Regions from separate parts of the Homo sapiens genome. Here regions 1 and 2 are each linked to region 3. Evidence: read pairs that join two places in POLR2A ChIA-PET (ENCODE). Cell type or tissue: MCF 10A. All regions are shown on one strand.

Region 1 (5,000 bases), 190 kb before region 3:
GAAAAAAAAAATCATTGTAAAGTATCAAGACAATACGAGTAAATGAAAAGGCTGTTAAAGTAGATGACATCATGTGTTAGCCTGTTCCTAATCCCCTAGAATTGTAATGTGTGGGATATAAATTAGTTTTTATTATTCTCTTAAAAATCAAAGATGATCTCTATCACTTTGCCACCTGTTTGATGTGCAGTGGAAACTGGTTAAGCCAGTTGTTCATACTTCCTTTACAAATATAAAGATAGCTGTTTAGGATATTTTGTTACATTTTTGTAAATTTTTGAAATGCTAGTAATGTGTTTTCACCAGCAAGTATTTGTTGCAAACTTAATGTCATTTTCCTTAAGATGGTTACAGCTATGTAACCTGTATTATTCTGGACGGACTTATTAAAATACAAACAGACAAAAAATAAAACAAAACTTGAGTTCTATTTACCTTGCACATTTTTTGTTGTTACAGTGAAAAAAATGGTCCAAGAAAATGTTTGCCATTTTTGCATTGTTTCGTTTTTAACTGGAACATTTAGAAAGAAGGAAATGAATGTGCATTTTATTAATTCCTTAGGGGCACAAGGAGGACAATAATAGCTGATCTTTTGAAATTTGAAAAACGTCTTTAGATGACCAAGCAAAAAGACTTTAAAAAATGGTAATGAAAATGGAATGCAGCTACTGCAGCTAATAAAAAATTTTAGATAGCAATTGTTACAACCATATGCCTTTATAGCTAGACATTAGAATTATGATAGCATGAGTTTATACATTCTATTATTTTTCCTCCCTTTCTCATGTTTTTATAAATAGGTAATAAAAAATGTTTTGCCTGCCAATTGAATGATTTCGTAGCTGAAGTAGAAACATTTAGGTTTCTGTAGCATTAAATTGTGAAGACAACTGGAGTGGTACTTACTGAAGAAACTCTCTGTATGTCCTAGAATAAGAAGCAATGATGTGCTGCTTCTGATTTTTCTTGCATTTTAAATTCTCAGCCAACCTACAGCCATGATCTTTAGCACAGTGATATCACCATGACTTCACAGACATGGTCTAGAATCTGTACCCTTACCCACATATGAAGAATAAAATTGATTAAAGGTTTTTTTGGTGAGACTTTATTTAATGCACATCTGTCTTAAATACCTGAGAAACTTGGCGACGACCCTATAAACAGTGAAGCAAACACTTCAGCTGTTTCAAATACTGTTTAGTAAAGCTTGAATACTTTATTAACTTGCAGCCAGAATAAAACAATTCCAGTGGGATCCTATTTTTAAACCTGGCACGAGTTTTATATACATGTTAGCCCAGTTTTATATACATGTTAGCCCATTCCATTTTCTACAAGGTGAATTCTGCCGATAAAATCCAATAAATTTGGAGAAACTAATAAAAAAAAAGATACCTGTAATTACTAATGGCCAGTAGTCAATTCTGGAAGGGTAATAACAGAAAAATGTAACATATAAATGTTGTAAATTATGATTACATTTAAAAACAAGCTAAAATCTGCAACTAAGATCTTTAGGGTTGGGTGGTAGAAAAAGCATAATGTGAACTGCTTCACCTCTTTTGGCAAAACCTGTGTATTGAGGCCATAAGCTATGAAATTGGATCATCTTTTCTTCTTGTATATCTAAGATAAAAACCCTCTTACTGTGCATTTTGAAATTCCTGACTTTAATAATACTGTGGCTATACAAACAAATGCATAGGGGCTTTCTAGAATTTTTTTTTTTTTTTTGAGATGAGGTTTCGCTCTTGTTGCCCAGGCTGGAGTGCAATGGTGCAATCTCAGCTCACTGCAACCTCCACCTCCCATGTTCAGGTGATTCTCCTGCCTCCCAAGTAGCTGGGATTACAGGCATGAGCTACCATGCCTGGCTAATTTTGTATTTTTTTTTTTTTTTTTTTTTTTTTTTAGTAGAAATGGGGTTTCACCATGTTGGTCAGGCTGGTCTTGAACTCCTGACCTCATGTGATTCACCCACCTCGGCCGCCTACAGTGCTGGGATTACAGGCATGAGCCACCGCACCGGCCTAGAATTTCAACTACTAATTTACATTAAGCTTTTAATTATGTTTAAAGTGCTTTTCCTATCAGAGTTTAGCCTCTTAGATGTAGTATGTGCTAGACACTTGAAGTTTTGTTTGTTACAGCCCTTTCTTAGCTATCCTGCTTTGTATGCAAGGATGTTTTCTAGAAATATTGAAGGGTGAGAAAACAAAACTATCAGCCATTGAAAACTATATTTAAATTTGGATACTTTTGTACATACTAAATTATCTTAAAAAAATAGAAACGCCATATTTCTTTCCCATGGCTTGTCTTTCCAAATAATGTGTTGTTTTTAAGTCTGTCACAATTAGACCTATTCTCCCCTAGCCTGTTTGGTTTGATACATGCCACTTATGATAACATAAAAGGAGAAAGAAGGCAGGTGCCAATTATTTACTCAGGTAAAGAAGAGAGAAAAGGCACCAAAGGTTTTTTTTTTTTTTTTTTTTTTTTTTTTTTTTTTTTTTTTTGAGATGGAGTATCACTCTGTCACCCAGGCTGGAGTACAGTGACGTGATCTTGTCTCACTGCAACCTCTGCCTCCCCAGTTCAAGCAATTCTCCTGCCTCAGCCTCCCGAGTAGCTGGGATTACAGGTGCCTGCCATCATGCCCAGCTAATTTTTGTATTTTTAATAGAGACGGGGTTTCACCATGTTGGCCAGGCTGGTCTCGAACTCCTGACCTCTGGAGATCCTCCCTCCCTGGCCTCCCATAGTGCTGGGATTACAGGCATGAGCCACCGCACCTGGCCCAAAGCTTGATTTTCTAATTTCTAGGGTTCACACTACTTCTATTATTACAAAAATCTCAAATTCTATGCACCTAGTGGCTAGAATGAATAATTAAGGCCTCTAGGAACTTGGAAGAAGGACAGATTGGAGTTGTCTGGAAAATTTTTTATGGAGGACACAGGATCTGACCCGGGAGTTGAAGACTGGGTAGGACGTTCATTAATGGAGAACAGGAGGGAAGTCTCTTGGAAGGATTAATGCGAGCAAAGGCACAAGGGTGTGCACAAGGATGTTTCATCGAGTAGAGTATAAAGGATTTGTGGGAAATAAGACAGGATTAGTAAATTGGGGCCAGGCAATGGAGTGCCTTAAAGAATAGGATAAGTAGTTCAAGTTTAATCCTTCCTGTAAGCAAGTTTCCTTTAAAATATGTTTGAGAGTGATAAAATCAAATTAGACTTACAGAGTAAACACATATGAGCGTGTGTGTGTGTGTGTGTATTTAGCCAAAACCAAAAGCTTGTCAATAACTATATTATGTAAAACTTCTTTTCTATAAAAACAGCATGCTGTCTCCCATTGTCCCTCTATATATGAAAACTTGCTGCCAGGAAGTTTTCATATATGCAGGGTTTACTTTCCCATTACTTTTCCTAGTGACACTTAGTTTTCACCATGTTCTGTGGCTTACGTGTTCTGCCCCTCACAGGTACCCCTATAGAAAGAATACTCCAAAACACCAAGGGAGTCACCAAGAGAGAAAGCCAGGCAGGGTGGGAAACTGAAAATCTCCACTGATTCTGCAGAGAAGCTCTAAGGAACAATCCTTCCATTTCAAAGCATCAGAAGGGCCAGGAGCTCAATTCATCCTTCACATTTCCATAGGATGAAACATTATTTGTTCCCTTTAAGATACTATGTGATGAATTACCGCAGAAGAGATGGAAGGAGAAAAAAATGGGAATACAATAGTTAACACTTCTGTTATATTTATTATTTACCAGAAGAAAACAATAATAAAGCAAATGTTTAAAAAATTTTCTTTAACTTCTGCTTCGGGAAATATGACTCTAAATTTCACCTGAGTCACTCAAATTGATTGCAAGTAGAAAATATTGCCTCTAAATATTATATTTTATCTCCTTCCACCTTCCTCTTCAGCCCCTACTTCTTCATGGCCCAAACATTCTGCCTTTTACAAATACCCTTATCAGATGGTAGCATTGTTTCCAGTTCTGCCACGTGGATCCTAAAGTATTGCTGCTGACATAGTCTCCATGCTGTAATCCAAGAGTCACTATTTCCATTTCTTGTTCTTCTAGATGGCTCTGTTGCCTCTTACGCCAGTTCTTTTGGCAGTTGCACCTGCGATTTAAGCATTTGAGGAAACGGGGGAAATTAATCCTGGAAATTTAAGAGCTTTGCAGCAAAATTTACAAAATTTACATGCCTTAAAAGATACAGAATAGGTTTGAAATTCTGGCCAAAGCACCTCCAAAATCAAGATAAAACAACAATCATAACCACAGCCACCATTTATTAGACATTTACTAATGCCAGGGACTGTTCCAAGAGCTTTGAGCACATGGCAAAGTAACATCATGGAAATAAGAGGGCGGGTGCCTAAGTTGGCCTGGGTTCAAAGACTGGCACTAGCATGTAGTAGTTATGTGGTGTTGGGCATCAGTTTTCTCAGCTGTAAAATGATAATAACAGTATCTAATTCACAAGGCTATTATACAAGTGAGTAATCCATGTTAACACTTTTTTTTTTTTTTTTTTTTTTTTTGAGATGGAGTCTCAGTCTATCTTCCAGGCTGGAGTGCAGTGACACCATCTTGGCTCACTGCAACCTCCAACTCCCGGGTTCAAGCGATTCTCCTGCCTCAGCCTCCCAAGTAGCTTGGATTACAGGCATGTGCCACCAATGCCCAGCTAATTTTTGTATTTTTAGTAGAGACAGGGTTTCACCATGTTGGCCTGGCTGGTCTCAAACTCCTGGCCTCAAGTGATTCACTTGCTTCGGACTCTCAAAGTGCTGAGATTACAGGCATGAGCACCCGGCCTAACACTTATTTTTAAAACAGTATCTCATTACATCCTACAAAAGCCTTGTAGGGAGAGAAATGGCTCAGAGAAGACAATAACTTGCCTAAGATCATACAGCTAGGAAGTGGCAGAGCAGGATTTGAACCAGGTCTGCCTGATTTCAG
Region 2 (5,000 bases), 75 kb after region 3:
TCCTGAAATGGAAATGCTTGGTCATAGAGAACAAATATCTTACATTTTGACTGGAAACAACTAGACTGTGCTATAAAAAGGTTGCAACAATTTATCAGATCAATCATAATTTAATGCTTCTGCTTTAAAATATCCATTTCCTCTCATTCTTATTTTAGGTAATTTCACCTATATGACATATATCAGTATGTAAAACATGTTATAGTCCCATTTCTGGGATGCTTTTCCTTCTCTCTTTTTTTATTTTACCTCTTTTCGTGGCCAAGGCCTTTTTCTAAACTATAATTTATTGAGTTCTTTTCATGTTCTAGGCATCTGTTTAAGCAGTCACATGGCACTCTCCCATTTAAACCCGACAACATCACGAGATATCATGTTCCCATTTTACAGATGAGGAAACTGAGGCTCAAATGGGTTGAGAAACATGCTCTGAGTTACCCAGCCAGTAAAGGACGTGGGCCAGCATTGGAACTCATACCACCTGACTCCAATATCCTTAGCTCCCACAGGATATGTGCAAATCACACAAAGGAAACAGATAAAGCTGTTCATCCCATTACAACATCTATTAGAACAGACTGATGACATTAGACAGCAGTAAATAATGAATGCAGCTGCTGTGGCTGAGGAAGGCACTGTGGTTTCCCAGGCCACATCCTCTGTCTTTTTTCTCACAGATCCCTCAAGCCTGTGCCTACCCCCCTTGTCGTTCTTGGACAGGTGCTTTGCATACTTCTTGAACAAATGCAATTGCCACATTTTGAGTATGTCTCACTCTTCTGCCTTACACTTGATACTCAGTCCTCCCCAGTGAAGTAGCCCATGGCATACTCCCACTTCACAGACAAGCCAGGCAAGCCAATAATGTGGGAGCTTCAGCACATAACTCTCTGGAGTGCAGTGGTGCAATCACGGCTCACTGCAACCTCAACCTCCTGGGCTCAAGCAATCCTCCTGCCTCAGCCTCTTGAGTAGCTGGGACTACAGGTACACACCACCATATCTGGCTAATTTTTTGGGTATTTTTTGTAGAGATGAGGTTTGACCATGTTGCCCAGGCTGGTCTTGAACTCTTGGGCTCAAGCAATTCTCTCACCTCGGCCTCCCAAAGTGCCGGGATTAAAGGCATGAGCCACAGGGCCCAGCTTGTTTTCTTCTTTTTAATCAAAGGAAACAGATGAAGTTGTTTATCAAATTTTCATTTGCTAAACTTCATCAAAATTAATAGTAATTTTCTAAAGAATACACCTATTATGGAGTCTAACCATATTATTTGCACTGATGATTTCAGAGTCATACTATAAGTTTAAAAGTAATGCTGAAGGTTGGTGGAAAAAAAGCGAAAGCTATCTTTAGTGAATATGTTGGCTCATGGTTTTACTTTCTGGAAAAACTTCAGATACACAGTCCTATCTATACATAAATACATACATGTATTTGTACATTTTTCATATGTCATACATTAAGTATGCACACATATTTATTTCTTCATAGATTTAAGCATGACCTATTTAGCTCAGAGAAAAAACAAAGAAAAGGCCAGGAGAAAAGAAAAAAGGGTAGAAAGAACATAATTAAATTTGATTTACTTAAAACACAATGCACAGATAAAAGTGTGGTGAATTTTTGTAACCTAATTTAGTATATAAGCCTGAAAAAATTAAACTGATGCAACTGTGTGCTGAATAAAGGAGACTGTTCAGATTCTGGCACTAACATCTCAAGAAAAAAAAGATTTTTGAAACTCAGAGTTGGTTTCTGAAGTTTATTGAAGGAAAAACACATTCACTAAAAAATAAAAAAATCTCATTCCCAAAAAGAATTTGAGAGCAAAATCTTATGAGCTCGGCTGGAACTATATCTGGCATCAATACCTAGAAAGTTCAAAATATAAAAATCCTAAGGAAGAAATAGCTTCATAAATTTAAGTATGATTTGACAGTTAAGATTCTTTGTATCCTGACCAAAATTGTTTCTAACTTAAACACTGAATTCATTTAAAAATTGGTAGTAGCCTATTTATTAAAAGAAAAGGTACTTTCTCCTGAGAAACATTTGGGAAATACCTGGTATGACTTTTTTCTTTAGCAATGATGATGGCAGATTCCGTCATTATTTGATGGTGCTAATTAGACATAATAAGCAGCTCTTGTAACTTAAAGAGTCAAATTCTCTCTATATTGTCTGTGCTTGCAGAATTTTGAAAAGCTTGAACACAGCCAAAGAGTTGGGGAAAGCAAGCTTTTAATTAAACACTAATAAAGGCCAGAAATAAATTTTGCTTTTGCTTTTGTTCCTGTTTTTTTTTTTTTCTTTTGCTCCTAAGAATCCAGGAAAATCCAATCAGAAGGGCCGTTCATCCTTTAACTCCAGTGGATGGGAAAGACCTGAGACAGGGTCAGAATGATTAAAAAACGTACATAGAAATGCCAAAAAAAAGAGAGCAAACGGTCTGAAATGTCTGTCAGGAAAAACAGGGCACCTTCCAGAGCCCAACCACAGGGCCGGGTGCAGGAAATAGCGATCGCTTGACACTCAGGGCTGACAAGAACTGCAGAAGCTGCCAAGGTCCCCGCCCTGGGCTGGGCACGGGTGGGTACTTGCAGCTGGCAGTACACACAAGCTGGTGTCCTTGAGGGAGCCCACTGGCACCAGGGTTAGAGGAAATAAGCTACTCTGCTATCTAAAGCAATGCTTTTCTGATGAAATGGTCGTTAGAGAAGCCAAACGAATGTATTCTCAATCAGCTTACACTGGCGTGGGCTATTTTCAATAATGAAAAAGAATAAACCCACACATACAAATGTATTTCAACATACATGGCTTTTTCCCCACATGAGGTTTCTAAAGCTTCACGGAATGCAAACGTTGCCTTCGGGCAGAGTTCTGCTAATGCTGCTTTCTCCTCCTCCAAATGCTTGGTGTCTTCTCATATCATGTGCTGCCTCTACCCTTGCCCGGGTCCCCATCGTCTCTCAGCTGGAGATCTGAAATGGCCTCCTGACCGCTCTTATGCCTTTTAAGTCATTCTCCCTAGAGTGGCTGGAGCAGGCTTCTTAAAGTGTAAAGTAGATTCATTTGTTCATTTAATCAACAAGTATTTCTGAAGCACATTTTTGGTTCCAGGTGCTGTTCCAGGCACTGAGGATTCTAACAGTGAAGTCCCCTGCATGCCTTCAGCTATGAATAACGTTCTGGCAGGGGAAATGAGCATATGAACAAATATATTCATAGAGTCAGGTGGTGTGGTGAAAAGGATTACAGTGAAAAATAAAGCAGGCTAAGACATGGTTGGGAGTCACCTCCCTGGTTGGGGTGACATTTGAAGAGACCTACAGGAAGTGATGGGGTAAGCATCATGTAGACTTCTCAGGAATGAGATTCCAGGCAGACAACATTCTGTGGGCTACAACTCTGAGGCTGGAATGTGCTTGGCAGGTTTGAGGGACAGCAAGGAGGCCAGGGTTGCTGGAGAAGCGTTAAAGAGGGGAAGGGTGCTGGGAGTTAAGACCAGAGTTTGGGTGTGTTTGCTGGAACTGAGGCAGGAGTTGGGAGGAGCCTAGGTAGAAGGAATACTGATCACACAGACACACAGGGGCCTTGTAGAGATAGTAAGGCCAGGTTGTTTCTCAGAGTTGGGAAGTCATTGAAGGGATCTGAACAGAAAAATGACACGATCTGACTTACTTTGAACAAAATCGCACTGGAGGTGGGGTTGAGAAAACACTGCAGGGGCGGTTGGCATTTGCAGAGAGACCAGTTAGGAAGCTATTGCAACAAACCAGCTAAGAAATGAGGGTGGCTTGGCCCCAGGATCATGGTGATGAAGATGATAAGTGGATATATAGTTTGAAGGTAGAGCCAAAGGGATTTGCTGATGGGTTAGAAGTAGAATGTAAGTGTTGAAAACTAGCCAAGGTTTTCACTTCAGCACCCGGAAGAATGGAGTTGCCATTTACTGACAAATAGCTGACTACAAAGTACGCTCTGAGAGGGCAGAGCTTCTTGTTGGTTTCTTGCTGTATCTCCACTGCCTCGACCAGGCCTAGAATGTAATAGGCCCTCAGTATATATTTGTTGAAATGAATGCACAAGTTATTTCCACATTTGAAACATCTTCAATGGCTTCCCACCACACTTACTGCAAACTCTAGAACACCAGGGCACCGTGTGATCTAATCTCTGCTGCCTTGCCAAACCCACCTCTCATGACCTTAACATTTCTTGCAACACTTTGGCCACTCCACTGTGCTCTCCATTCCTACAACATCCTAAGGTCTTTCCTGCCTCAGTGTCTTTGCGTCTGCCATTAACTCCACTTGGAATGCTGTTCTCCTTGGTCTGCACGTGCCAAGCTCCTTCTCATCCTTTGAGTCTTGACATTAATAAAACCTCGGAAAGAAGCCTTTTGTCACATTTCTCCCTTGCCAGCTTCATCCCCAGTGGACTCTGAGCTCCACAAGGGCAGGGCCTACCTCTGTCTGTTATGCTGTTGTATCCCAAGTGCCCAGAAAAGTGCCTGGAAGGTAATAAATATTGCTCAATAAAAAGTGCTTTAATAAACAATGAGGCTGGGTGTGATGGCTCATGCCTGTAATCCCAACACTTTGGGAGGCTGAAGTGGGCGGATCACCCGAGGTTAGGAGATCGAGACCAGCCTGGCCAACATGGAGAAAGCCCGTCTCTGCTAAAAATACAAAAATTAGCTGGGCGTGGTGGCACGCACCTGTAATCCCAGCTACTTGGGAGGCTGAGGCAGGAGAATCACCGGAACCTGGGAGGTGGAGGTTGCAGTGAGCTGAGATCATGCCACTGCTCTCCAGCCTGGGTAACAGAGCAGGACTCCGTCTCAAAAACAAATAAATAAATAAACAAACAAACAATAAATGATGATATCTGATAGAATGGTAGTTTAAATGATGATATCCAGTGTGTATTATGGTCCACTCTTTTTAAGCATTATATATGTGTGTATATGTGTGTACATACCTACATGTATA
Region 3 (5,000 bases):
GGTAGCTTGGCACCAAATCAATTTGTAGCGCATCCAACTTTGAACAGATACCTTTGTATTAGAAACTGGGTTCACCTTGTTTTTGGAGTCCAGGCCCCTGACTACATCCTAGTCCCAGTAAACAGGTCCCTATCTTATTTCCCACTACTTTCTGGCGACCAGCCCTGGTGCCTCCTGCCTAGGCATCAGATTACCAGCTTTCTGAATCCACAATTCCATCTCTCCCTCAAGGGGGCCATTGTAATGGCTTCATATTTATGGAGTGTATGAAAAATACATATGGGCTTTGGGGAAAATGGCTCTTCAGGCACACCTATCAACACAAACCATGAACTGAAAACAAAATCTAGGGCTTCTTAATGACATGAAATGGACTATCCCAGATTCATAAAGACCTTTTTTTCAGCCTTTTTTTTTTTTTTTTTGCAAAAGGATACTGTTTCCTTTTTGCATGCTTACTGTGAGCGATTTCACTAAGGTTTTCTTAAGTTGAAGCCCATGGTTAATTTTTCAGCTTCGGAAAGAACCCAGGCTTTTTGAATAGGCACACATTTTGGAGACAAACCTCGGCTTCACAAGTGTAATTTCTTGAGAAGAGAATTTGCTCAGGAAGGTTTTGTCACTGTTATTTGGGCTCCTCCCATTAGCATTTCTTTTTCCTTTCTTGGTTGGCTTAACCACTCATTAGTGATGACAGAACATTACACCACTGTGACATGACAAAGACGGCTGGAAGGGACACAGCCCTGCCAGCCAGATGGCAACACATGGATGTCAAAGAGCACAACACCCAGTTGTTTGGAAGTGGCTGTCCTTTGAAGAGTCGCTTAAATTTATGTGGCCAATATTTTCGTCTTGTGGTATTTATTTCTAGTGGTCACAAGTCAACACTAGGGAGTGGGAGAGACATTAGTTTGAATCCTAGCTCCAGTGCTGATCAGTCTTGAGGTCTTGGGGTAGCTGCTCCGCTCTCAGTGCCTCTTACCTCTCTTGCCTCACACACTGGAGAAATGAGAGGGTTTGAAATGTGCTTAACATAGCAGGTGGCATGTAGTTTAGCAGCCAATGAGTGGCGGTGACTATTAGAATATTATTATCTCTCTACCGATGTGACTGTAATAAAAGGCACTGACTTAGTTGGGAACATCTTTAAAGCTTTAACTGTAACAACCAGAATAAAAATTCCAAGTATCTGGCCAGGCGCGGCTCATGCCAGTAATCCCAACATTTTGGGAGGCCAAGGCAGGCAGATCACTTGAGGCCAGGAGTTCGAGACCAGCCTGGCCATCATGGTAAAAACTCATTTCTACTAAAAATACAAAAATTAGCTGGGTTTGGTGGCACATGCCTTTAGTCCTAGCTACTCAGGAGGCTGAGGCAGGAGAATCGCTTGAACCTGGGAGGAGGAGGTTGCAGTGAGTTGAGATCCTGCCACTGCACTCTAGCCTGGGTGACAGAGCTAGATTCTGCCTCAAAAAAAAAAAAAAAAAAAAAAAAAAAATCCAAGTATCTTTCCTAAGTTCTTTCTCTCAAAGAAACAAATGCTACAAAAATGTCTGTTTTAACATAAAATGAGAAAATAGTGTGAAACCAATGCTTTTCTAATCAGTTTCAACTTTTCTCCCTCAACTGAGCATGGTTTCTTTGTTTCCCAGGGCCTTTGCGAGGTCCCAGTGGTATCTTCAAAGAAGGTGAATTGGGCAAGAACTGCTCAATTATTTTGCATTCTGAACAATGCTGAGTTTGTGACTGGCGTCCAGTGAGGGCTAAATCAAAACACCTCATTCTGGGTTTCTTTTAGTCACCATGAGTAATTTTAGGCATTTAACTGCAGCCACACGCCTAGGTAGATTTCTATCAGATCCTCATCCACATTCTGAGCGGGGAGATCTCTGTTTATTGCTTGTAATGACCCTGCAAGGTAGTCATATCTCACTTTATAATGCTGAAGGCTGAAGTGTAATTTAAGTGTATTTCACTTTCTCCAAACACATCACTTTCTGCAAGATATTATGCAGTGCTTATGGGAGTCCAATATGTTCCCTTTCATCTGTGGGAGGGGAACAGTCTTGGAGAATTCCCAGGGGAAGCACTGTTTGCTTCTACAATGTGCTTCTCTGCCAGGAATGCTCTTCCTCATTTCTGAATTTCCAGACATGGCTAGAACCAGAGAGGGCCTCCTGGTAAGCCTGTAGAAACCTGCCCTCTTGCTCCTTTCCCACAGCATGACTCTTTCTGAGTTATCTAGAAGAGCTGGAGGCCCAAAAGAGTCAGGGCCTTGCTGTGACCTGCCAGGAAGGGGAGAGAGTCTTCTCCCCTAGGCAACCTGAAGTGTCAGGGGCATGTGAATTCCAAGTGCTTGCCTCTCCTCTGCTTTAAAACAGCCTGCTCTAGTCCTCCACAGGAAAGCAGGGACAGATGCTTTGAGAGGGAGTGGGGAGGGGAGGCAGCGGAGAAAAGTGGGGAAGTAACATCTGGGCACGGTGAATAATGAAGATAAATGATAAGATCTTTCACCCAGTGCAAAGGGGAATGGGTCAGACCCAAGCCAGACAATCCCAAATCTTTCATATTCAAAGGCTGTGACAGAAACTTGATAGAATGTTTCGCCCACTGAACATGTGGTTGAGGCAGCCTGTTATTTAGGACATACAAAATAGTTAACATTTATATAGGGTCTACATTAGCTGTTAGCACTTGTAATCCTCCAACAACCCCCAAAGTAGGTGGGGGCTACCACCAGCTTCATTTCATAGGTGATGAAACAGGCCCAAGAGGGTGCCAGAAGCTACATAGTGAGTAAGTGGAAGAGCTGGAATATGAACCTAAGAATGATGCTAAAGCTCTGTTCTCAATGTTTGGGTGGGGGTGTTTACCAATGCTGAAGACATTATTTGACTGTCAGCACTTGGGGAGTGTTATTGTTTATTTTGAGACAGGGTCTTGCTCTGCTGCCCGGGCTAGAGTGCAGTGGCCTGATCACCGCTCACTGCAGCCTCAATGTCCTGGGCTGAAGCAATCCTCCTGCCTCAGCCTCCTGAGTAGCTGTGACTGCAGGCACGCACTACCATGCAAGGCTAATTATTGTATTTTTTGTAGAGACAGAGTTTCGCCATGATGCCCAGGCTGGACTTGAACTGGACTCAAGTGCTCCACCTGCCTTGGCCTCCCCAAGTGCTGGGATTACAGGTGTGAGCCACGGTGGCTGGCCTGGGAGCATCATTGACGTCAGTAAGTGGAGACCAGGGATGCTGCTAAAGATCCTACAGCACAGCTTAGCTCCCTACTACAAAGAATGGCCTGGTCCTCAGTGTCAATAGTGCTGCTGCAGTGAAACCTTGCACTGAAAACTGAGCTTCTAATTTCCGTGTTCTCTAGCTTCTTTCCCCCTTCACAATATGGTTTCTTTCTTTCTTTTTTTCTTTTGGAGACAGGGTCTTGCTCTGTTGCCCAGGCTGCAGTGCAATGGCGTGATCTTGGCTCACTACAACCTCTGCCTCCCAGATTCAAGTGATTCTCCTGCCTCAGCCTCCCGCGTAGCTGGGACTACAGGTGTGCACCACCACACCTGGCTAATTTTTGTACTTTTAGTAGAGATGGGGTTTTGTCATGTTGGCCAGGCTGTTCTCGAACTCCTGACCTTGTGATCCACCCATCTTGGCCTCCCAAAGTGCTGAGATTACAAGCATGAGTCACTGCTCGTGAGTGGCACCCAGCCCCACAATACGATTTCTTTACTTTTGATGTTGCCTCTTCATTGTCCTGAGACACACACACACAGACAGACAAACGCACACATCCTTTAAGCATTCATGGCCCATCTGTTTTTTAAAACTGTGGAAACACAGGCACACCCACCAAAAGACAGGACTGAAAGGTTTGCAAGGGGAGTGAGCAGATTTCTAAAAATAATTTCTGATACTTGCCCAGGGAATACACCGAGAAATAGAATCCTGTAAGAAACTAATATCATGATCGAGCATGTGCTTCTGAGGATTCCGTGTCTTTCTTGAGCTCTTGTGTGAATTAGGATGTTGGATCCTCAAAGAGGAAGGCCATTAAACGCCTGCCTGGAAGTTCAGAATAGGCTGGGCCAGTTAGGGGTCATGGGTGATACTGAGGCAACTGGCCTTTGTATTACCCATGGTCTGGGGTATTGTGCATTCAGATGCGAGTGTGACAGATGGGCAAAGACCTCTGGCTAACTTGCACACCTCCCTCAAGTAACCTCAGCTCAGCCTAAGTAGGAGAATCAGTTGTTTCTCAGGGCCTTTAAATCACATTCCTCCATGAAAAGATGAATTTCCAGTCCTCTCATTATTGTAAATCACCTACCATCTGATGGCTTTAAACAAATGCATGGTTATCTGGTCACAAACATTTTATCCTTTCTTCCTCTTATCGCTTTTCACAACTGCATTAAAAAAATTTGCTCAAGTAATATGTTCATTGTAAGAAAAAATACAGATGACCAAAAAAGAAGAAAATGAAAATCATCCCTACAATCATTCTACCTAGAGATTAACTGTTGTTAACATTTTAAACTTAGTTTCCATCTGTACAGACGTTTTTGTAAAATATTTTACAAAGAGTGTTATCATATTGCATGGACTTTTTGTGGTCTACTTCTTTCACCTAGAATATATTGGGAGCATCTTTCTATATCAATAAGTCTCACCCTTTACTACAGTCTGTCTTTATGTGTCACGTGTATTTGGCTCTCTTTAAAAAAATTCTGGTGGAATGACGAGGACTCACGGGTTGTAGTCATGATGCTTCCTCGAGTTAAGCTCTTTCTAAAGATCTAATGTTCCAAAGACCAGGCCAGGAGCGATGAGAAGGCAGTCAGCAGTCTTGACTTCAAGGGCTCCATGTTTGCAGCAATTTTCACCCAGAGGTAGCAGTCTGCCTCCGGGTTTCCTACTACAGTAGGAAAGTGAGTTCTTCTCAGCCCTGAGTGTGGCAGACAATGCTTTAGGGTACCACTGAGTGGACACATG

What was found. ChIA-PET counts read pairs that join two places held together with the same protein. Peaks named below come from ENCODE experiments on the same cell type or tissue, not always from the same donor. Only the 100,000 strongest peaks of a DNase experiment are listed, where the experiment ranks them.
Region 1: POLR2A ChIA-PET joins it to region 3 with 6 read pairs; 2 of 35 experiments call an interaction of 5 or more read pairs at or near these places.
Region 2: POLR2A ChIA-PET joins it to region 3 with 6 read pairs; 1 of 35 experiments calls an interaction of 5 or more read pairs at or near these places.

Annotation. Positions count from the first base shown.
Region 1 is chr3:69,104,970-69,109,969 of GRCh38, forward strand. It overlaps ARL6IP5 (ARF like GTPase 6 interacting protein 5), which reads left to right. Exons shown (of 3, transcript NM_006407.4): 3 at 1-1,123. It overlaps LMOD3 (leiomodin 3), which reads right to left. Exons shown (of 3, transcript NM_198271.5): 3 at 1,096-4,152. The coding sequence ends at 4,126. Among named protein-coding and RNA genes, the nearest start is that of LMOD3, 15 kb to the right of the region's middle. RefSeq lists an enhancer at 1-50. In MCF 10A, no CTCF peak of the experiment used is centred here; no DNase peak of the experiment used is centred here.
Region 2 is chr3:69,367,814-69,372,813 of GRCh38, forward strand. The region is part of intron 1 of FRMD4B (FERM domain containing 4B); the gene reads right to left. Among named protein-coding and RNA genes, the nearest start is that of FRMD4B, 16 kb to the right of the region's middle. In MCF 10A, no CTCF peak of the experiment used is centred here; DNase peaks (open chromatin) are centred at 2,538 and 2,858.
Region 3 is chr3:69,292,408-69,297,407 of GRCh38, forward strand. The region is part of intron 4 of FRMD4B (FERM domain containing 4B); the gene reads right to left. Among named protein-coding and RNA genes, the nearest start is that of FRMD4B, 91 kb to the right of the region's middle. In MCF 10A, no CTCF peak of the experiment used is centred here; DNase peaks (open chromatin) are centred at 1,754 and 2,214.